Regions from separate parts of the Homo sapiens genome. Here region 2 is linked to region 1. Evidence: chromatin loops called from intact Hi-C (ENCODE). Cell type or tissue: B cell. All regions are shown on one strand.

Region 1 (4,000 bases):
ATATCCCTGTCGTTTAGCAGCACATGAATGTATTTGATTTATTGTCTTGATGTCCCTTTGCTTTCCCCATGTGTTACCATCAACTGCCTAATGAAACAGCCTGGGATTGTGTAATGACTAACTTAGTGCTTTGAGTTTAATTCTTTTTCAGCCACTGTGGTATGTTGATTACTATATTAATAATGTGTCTCCTTTATGTGCTTTTAAATAGTTACTTGGTCATGAACTATTGATAAGCTTTGGAAACATGATTTCATTTATTCTGCAGGATAACTTCAGGAAGTGGGTATTAATTCTCACGGTATAAGTGAAGACATTAAGCACCAGAGTTTAAGTAGCTTGGTAAGTGTTATTCCAGTAATTAAATAGGCGTAAATAGAGTTCAACTTTCTCAGTTCTATCTATAATTTCTTTCTATGTATGGGCTTATTTATATCAACCAGTATACACCTTGGTTTCGGCAATCAGTTATTGACTTTCTTTAAAGAAGGAAGAGAAGAAAAAAAAGGGAAGAAAAAACAAAAACCATAACCCTCTTTTACTATCAGACACCACATTTTTCTCTTCCACATTATCTTCTTTAAAGAACTGCATGTTGCAGAGTCTATGAGTGCAAGTGCTAGAAAGGCCAGGTAGAAATATTAAAAGTGATGCAGTTCAATACTGACAGTGATGAAATACAGAATGTATGGACCCTAATGTCCATAAAATGTGGCACAAATACACCATGGAATACTATGCAGCCATAAAAAAGGATGAGTTCATGTCCTTTGTAGGGACATGGATGAAGCTGGAAATCATCATTCTCAGCAAACTATCGCAGGGACAAAAAACCAAACACTGCATGTTCTCACTCATAGGTGGGAAATGAACAATGAGAACCCTTGGACACCAGAAGGGGAACATCACACATTGGGGCCTGTCGTGGGGTGGGGGGAGGGGAGAAGGATAGCATTAGGAGATATACCTAATGTAAATGATGAGTTAATGGGTGCAGCACACCAACATGGCACATGTATACATATGTAACAAACCTGCACGTTGTGCGCACATACCCTAGAACTTAAAGTATAATAATAAAAAAAAAGAGAGAATGTATGGACCCTATAATCTCAAGGAGGGGCGGCAACCCGGTTGAATATTTTTTCAAGCCAGTTTAGGGAAAGATTGATAAGGTTTCCAATTTTTCAAAAGGACCCATAATCCAAATTTTTATATGAAATCTAATTTTTAATTTGAGTTGGAAATTAAAATCGATGTGTTATTTATGTTATGATCTCTACTTTTGGTTCTATGAGATTATTACTTGTTTAACTCACTGTAATCTGAATTCTGCCACCCACAAGCCATATTAATGGAGATCGTGAATGACTTACATGTTGTCTTTTGAATACATATTAATTTGCATCTTAATTGACCTGCAAGCAGTTTAAAACTCTTCAGGTGTGTTTATCAAAAGATGCCTTCATGTGACTTTTTATCTTTCTCTACTCTTTCATCAATCTCATTTATTATTAAATTTCAGTTATCAGCTGCCATGCCAGTAACTGCCAACTCTAAACATTTATCACAGTTTACTATGCAAGCTTTATAGGAATATTAATATACCTCATTCACATATTCAGTATACATCTTAAGTATTAATTCCCCAAACATATGATTGTCGTTCAGGAGACTTTCTTTGAACCTCAATAAATGTCATTACACTTTATAGCACTCTATTTTTGTTTCATAGAACTTCACTGTTTTATTAATCATTTCTTTGGATAATATCATATATCTTCTACAAAAGTATAATTTCTATAGGGAAGATAATTTTATTTCTTATTTTTACTGTGACATTTTAGCATCTACTATGCTGGCCAGCACGCCACATATTTGTCAATAAATAATGTATTGACTCTCAGCTCCAAATTTACCCCGCAATCACTCTGCCATAATGTGTGGAATTCCTCTTGTATTTACTTCCTCATAGTGAGCACAGTATTCAAGTCTTCTCAGTAGAGGGCACCGGAGAGATGTTGTAGAGGAAAGGGCTCTCCTATGGTGCCTGGCTCCTTACAGTGAGTGGGCGGTGTGAGTGTGAGAACATCTAGAGGTGCTATACTTCAGAATCTGAGGTCCCTCAGGAATCTTACAGCTGGGGCTGGCTTCCTGCAGCCTTCTCAGCATGGACACCACAATTTGCAGGCTTCATACCTCCACAGGTTTTTTGATTCCCTCTGCCCACCTGTGTACCTGGGCCCTTGCTAACTTTTGCCTGTGGCCTGCTTGCAGTTAAGAATTTGTCATTTAAAAAAAAAAAAAAAAGAACTTGTCATTGGCAGCCAGGCGCGGTGGCTCACGCTTGTAATCCCAGCACTTTGGGAGGCCAAGGAGGGCGGATCACGAGGTCAGGAGATCGAGACCATCCTGGCCAACACGGTGAAACCCCGTCTCTACTAAAAGTACAAAATTTAGCCGGGCGTGGTCGCGGGCGCCTGTGGTCCCAGCCACTCTGGAGGCTGAGGCAGGAGAATGGCGTGAATCCGGGAGGCGGAGCTTGCAGTGAGCCGAGATCGCGCCACTGCACTCCGTCTTGGGCGACAGAGTGAGACCCCGTCTCAAAAAAAAAAAAAAAAAAAAAAAGACTTTGTCATTGGCTCACTCCTTCTATATCCTTTTACCTAGATCCACTGAAAGAGATTCAACTGTGTGGAACCTATGCCGTGGAGAATTGCTTTCTGCCATTGTTATCGTCCAGCAGTTGCCGAATAGCTCTGACCTGAGCAAAGCAGTGAAACGCGGTGCTGTTGAGTGGGTTGCCACTGCACCTTTTTCAACTACTCTAGTCTTGTGGAGAAAATACCCCTTCTAAATTTTTTCTTCATTGAATACTCTCCCTCAGCTCCAGAGTACCATATAGAGTTTTCTTGTATTTTAGAGTTACTGTTTTATCAAAGTTTACCAGTCTTTTGTATTACATTTCTCCTGTCTAAATCGACTGTGTGGTTTCTACTCATTATGGATATAGATTGATACAAACTCAATAAATATTTTTGAATGAATAACTCCACAGTCCAAGTTATTTTAATCACTATACAAAATCTCCAGAGTTTCTCCCATATTTCTGAACATGGTAACTATGTATCAAGAGACAAACCACAAATTTAAAGAAGGTGTGGTCAAATTTTATAAGTGTTTATAACATTTGTAAATGTTTGGCATCTAGAATACATGTATAATTCCAACAAATAAATAAGAAAAAAAAATAATCCAGTGGGATATTGGGCAAAATATTGAAGCCAAAGTGTCATAAAAGAGGAAATATTACTTTTTAATACACGTGGAAAATGTGTACCCACCTGAGCAATCACATAATGCAAATGAAAGTTAAAACAAAATACAACAAGGCAAAAAAAATTCCCTTGCTTAAGCCTAATGTAAACAAACAAACAAAAATTCATCAAAAGACTATTAGTTTCTATACAGTCAAGGATAATGTCCAAAATCTGGAGCCGGGAACTGATTCAGTGAGGAAACCAAGCTCACCACCATTAAAGATAAGTTGCTATAACTTACATGGGTGTCACTATTGTTTCAGTAACTTGATCTTGCCACTACTGCTATTGCTACCAGTGAGAATTTTATAGTGCTTAAATGTATCATTATATCATAATTAAAATTCTGGGGAGTGGGTTAATCTAATTGGTAGAGCTTAGGTCATCGGGCATACCCTAGCTGCAACAGAGACTGAGATAATGATTACCGTTATCTTCAGCTTCTATAGTAGGTGGCAAACTCTGCATTGCAACAACAATCACAAAATAAAAGGTTTCTCAATCATATAAAGGTGATTAAGATACTGAGCAGCCGAAATGCACATATGTACATAAACAGACACTCTCATTACACATATGCCCAAAGAGATTTATTTCAGTATTCTATATAATATTAAAAAATTGAAGAAAATCTAAATATTGGCCAATACAAAAATGCTTGAATAAATGGTGACATGTTA
Region 2 (4,000 bases), 86 kb after region 1:
GTGGAGCCCTGGGAAGGGATCAGCGATCACTCTGGCATTATTGATGGTTCGCCCAGACTCCTGAACACTGACCATCCTCCTTGCCAATTAGACATCAGGCTCATGAGGCACAAAGCTGTCTGGATTAACCCCCAGGATGTGCAGCAACAGCCGCAGGACTTGCAATCTCAGGTGCCAGCAGCAGGGAACAGTGGGACCCATTTTGTGACAGATGCTGCCTCTCCCTCAGGCCCTTCACCTTCGTGCCTCGGGGACTCCCTGGCAGAGACAACGTTGTCTGAGGATACCACAGACTCCGTTGGCAGCGCTTCTCCCCATGGCTCGAGTGAAAAGAGTAGCAGCTTCTCTCTGTCCTCAACAGAGGTACACATGGTCCGCCCAGGATACTCTCATCGGGTGTCTCTGCCCACAAGCCCTGGGATTTTGGCCACCTCCCCATATCCTGAGACTGACAGTGCTTTTTTTGAGCCTTCCCATCTGACATCTGCTGCTGATGAAGGTAATTTTAGTAGGTGACCTCCCTCATTCCTCTCTGTTCACACCCTTGCTTCGCCTTGCTCTAAAGCCTGCCTTGTTGTCTTCCCCATGGGACAATGCATTGCCTCATCTAATATTGTCAGCAGCCCAGCCATCTGGGCGGTCACAACAGGTGAAATCAAATATTGGCTTTCTCCTTAGACTGCAGAGAATTGTTATCTTTTTAGCTTAATGTAGTTGATAATCAGTGCCATGTGCCATCTTTAAGCTGGCGTCTGCCTTCAGGAACTTAGAGCTCATTAAATTGTCTACAGGGGAGAGCATCGGAAGCACTCTCAAGTCAGTGTGGAGGTTGGAGGTGTTTCCAGACAGCCACGGGGTCTGCATTTCACACCAGTACCTAGTAGGTGGTGAAGTCACTTCACTTGTTATATTTACCTGTATAGAATCTGACAGGAAAATGGTAAGATTTTTAAACAATAACTACAGTTTCCCCTGAAGACTATACAAAACCCCTTTTTATTAAAACAAGGGCTCTCACTGCTATGAAGTAATGTACATATTCCTAAGACCCTAAAATTCCTAAAAATTGGATAATCCGTGCGAAGTACTACTCAAGAGTCAATAAATTAGCTATTATTGTTATAATCTGTGACATGTTTATTTCATTTTAAAATATTTGTTATAGTCACACTTGTCATTATTAATTTACATTTCTATTCAAACCCTAGTATAAATAATCAATGAAGCTTTTTCTTTCAAAGCAATTTAAAAAGTCATCAGTCTGCCTGCTGCCTGCCTGTCTATTTCTCTGTATATTTATTTCTCACTAGCAGGAGCTCATCTTCCCCCTTACCTAAAATATGGAGTTTATGTGTTCTTTTGGAAATGTTTGAGCAATCAAAGATGATGACAGTCTTTAACACATTTATTCATTGCTTAAGAAGAACAAATTTTGGACAATCTTTCAATGGTTAATTTTGAGATAAGGACCAAGTTTGAGCAAAATGACAAGACTGATTACAGGCCTTTTTTTTTTTTTTTTCCTATTTTTTTGCTCACTTGCTTGGATAGTTCTAAGGATTAAGAGTGACTTGCAAATTTAGTAGTGGCTAAGTGAGAGATTAGTCTTAATAGATTGTCTTATAGAGGAAAGCCCTCTCCCCAACAGAGAACCACCATAATGACAAGTTATAATAAACTGAAGATGATCTTTGGGGCCTAGCATACCCTTGCCTGAAACTTTTTATTCTATCATGGTACAGGAAGTAGTTCTACAATTTAAAATTATCCTTTAGCTTTTTCTTTTACTCAGAAAGAAAACAGATACCCCAGCCCCTTTTGCCCAAAGACAAGGACTCCCAACAGCTCCTGTCAGTGCCTTTAGAAACAACTCACGGAATGTTTTGAGAATATCTCTTAAACTCAGTAAGGGGATTCATTCTTTAAGATTAAGAAAAAGAAGCCTTGAGTGATCTGGTTCTTTCTTTCTCTGGTGCGGAGGCAGCAATAGGGAAAACAGCCATTGGCCACTAAGATGTGGACATTCCTATGACCGCTGCATCTCAGATGGCGGCAAAAGGGTTTTCTTTTTTCAGAAAATACTTTAGGGAAAGACTATCGGCCTCTGTAAGCATTTCTTAAGGCTGTAGGAAGGGATTCCACAGTTTATTTTGTTGGCATAGGAACTACACATTTACAAGCACTTTCACCTTCCTTTATCTCCTTAGTGTCCTGATAAATATCCCAATTTAAGGGCTGAGAGCGTTTTGATGCAGAGGCACAGCTGGTGAACGGACAGCTGGAACTGGAATCCACTCTGTTCCGATTCTTCTCTGTGCTCTTTCCTCTATACTCAGAGTCTGCAAACTATGACCTGTGGACCAAATCCTGCCAGCTTCCTGTTTTTATAAATGAATTTCTCTTGTGTCTATAGCTGCTTTCTCACTACAGCGGCAGAAGAGAGTGGTTGAAACAGATACTGTATGGCTCTCAGATCCTCCAATATATACCAGCTAGCTGTTTACAGGAAAAGTTTGCCAGCCATAGCTTCTGAAGCTAAGAAGTCCAAATTTTTCCATGCAACAACTACTTTCTTGAACATGAAGCAAGGGATTTGAATGACTCTGCTTGCAACTCCATCATGCTGAGAGCTGTGTCACCACCATGTGCAGCATTTTGTTCTAATTTAGCAGGTTGGGACATCTCAGCTCTTGACACAGAAATTTTTGCTTTAAATGCTGCAGTAAGAAATCACATGACAGAAAAAATGTTTGTTTTGATGGTGGTCATTGCCAGTAATGGAGTGGCTAAGGGTGCAGGAATGGATGTGTCAGCAGAATGTACCTTCTGCAGTTTGTTGGTTTTGACTGGAAGAAGACTAACTTAGAGAAGCAATGCTGACCTTTTTTGGATGGATTTTATTTCTCTAGACAGGAGGTTTAGGGCTGGGTGCAGTGGCTCAATCTGCCTGTAATCTCAGTGCTTTGAGAGGCTGAGGTGGAAGGATAGCTTGAGCCCAGTGATTTGAGACCAGCCTGGGCAAGCTAATGAGACCCCCATCTCTGCAAAAATAATTTAGAAAATCAGCTGGTCATGGTGGCACCTGTAATCTCAGCTGCTAGGGAGGCTGAGGTAGAAGAATCGCTTGAGCCCAGGAGGTTGAAGCCGCACTAAAGTGTGATCACGCCGCTGCACTCTAGCCTGGGTGACAGAGCGAGATATTGTCTCAAAAGAAGAAGAAGAAAGGAAGTTTAAGATCAATCACAATGAGCTAGAGAAGCGATCTCATAATCCTTAGGACCCTGCTTTTGGACTGTGGCTTCTCACTTTACCCCAGCCCCTGTTGGGATTTCCCAGGACCCTATTCTCTTTCTACCCTCTTTTCCTCATTGGTCTCCTCCACTCCGGTGGCTGAGGATACCTCCCAGTTACTCCAACAGCCTCTCCTAGAAATGATCATCATTAAAGCAATATCTGTAAGACCTGCCATCGGAAAGATCTTTCTTTTCCTGTCATCTGAATTTATTCTAGAATTGTGCTTATTTTTTTACATTATTTAAAAGCCACTTCCTATAATTGTTTTATTTTATTAGGTAATCTTTAAACTCCCTTTTCCCCATTTTTAACAATTTGCTATATTGGCAGGTGCTGTTCAAGTCAGTAGAAGAACCATTTCTTCGAATTCCTTCTCACCAGAGGTATTTGTGCTGCCTGTTGATGTAGAAAAGGTGAATGCTATCTTCTTTCTTTTTAACCATAGAGTCTTAATCCTTTAGATAGTGTTGTTCTGATTTAAATCTGGAAACTTCAATTTGATGAATCATTACAAATAGGTTTCCTTTCAGCATTTGATTGATGGAGACTGCCAGAAACACTAAGCTAAGAAGGGTTCCGAGGCCGTGCCTGTGCTCAGCTGGAAAGTTTTCTGTGATTGATGAATGATGTCTGGCATTAGGCTTCCCCCAACCTAAGGTTTTGTATAACAAGAAATCCAATTTGAGTTGTCCGTTGATTATAGTAA

Evidence for each region. A loop is a pair of places that touch in the nucleus more often than their neighbours do. Peaks named below come from ENCODE experiments on the same cell type or tissue, not always from the same donor. Only the 100,000 strongest peaks of a DNase experiment are listed, where the experiment ranks them.
Region 2: it touches region 1 in a loop (11-fold over the local background); 1 of 110 quality-filtered maps calls a loop at or near these places.

The regions. Positions count from the first base shown.
Region 1 is chr13:46,454,182-46,458,181 of GRCh38, reverse strand. It overlaps LINC01198 (long intergenic non-protein coding RNA 1198), which reads left to right. Exons shown (of 6, transcript NR_120426.1): 5 at 269-342; 6 at 2,671-2,979. It also overlaps the pseudogene LOC112268117. Among named protein-coding and RNA genes, the nearest start is that of LINC01198, 11 kb to the left of the region's middle. In B cell, CTCF peaks have their summits at 1,795 and 1,998 (motif pointing right); a DNase peak (open chromatin) is centred at 2,011.
Region 2 is chr13:46,368,440-46,372,439 of GRCh38, reverse strand. It overlaps RUBCNL (rubicon like autophagy enhancer), which reads left to right. Exons shown (of 15, transcript NM_025113.5): 3 at 1-499; 4 at 3,625-3,707. Among named protein-coding and RNA genes, the nearest start is that of RUBCNL, 17 kb to the left of the region's middle. In B cell, no CTCF peak of the experiment used is centred here; a DNase peak (open chromatin) is centred at 2,369; H3K4me3 peaks cover 2,706 bases; H3K27ac peaks cover 4,000 bases.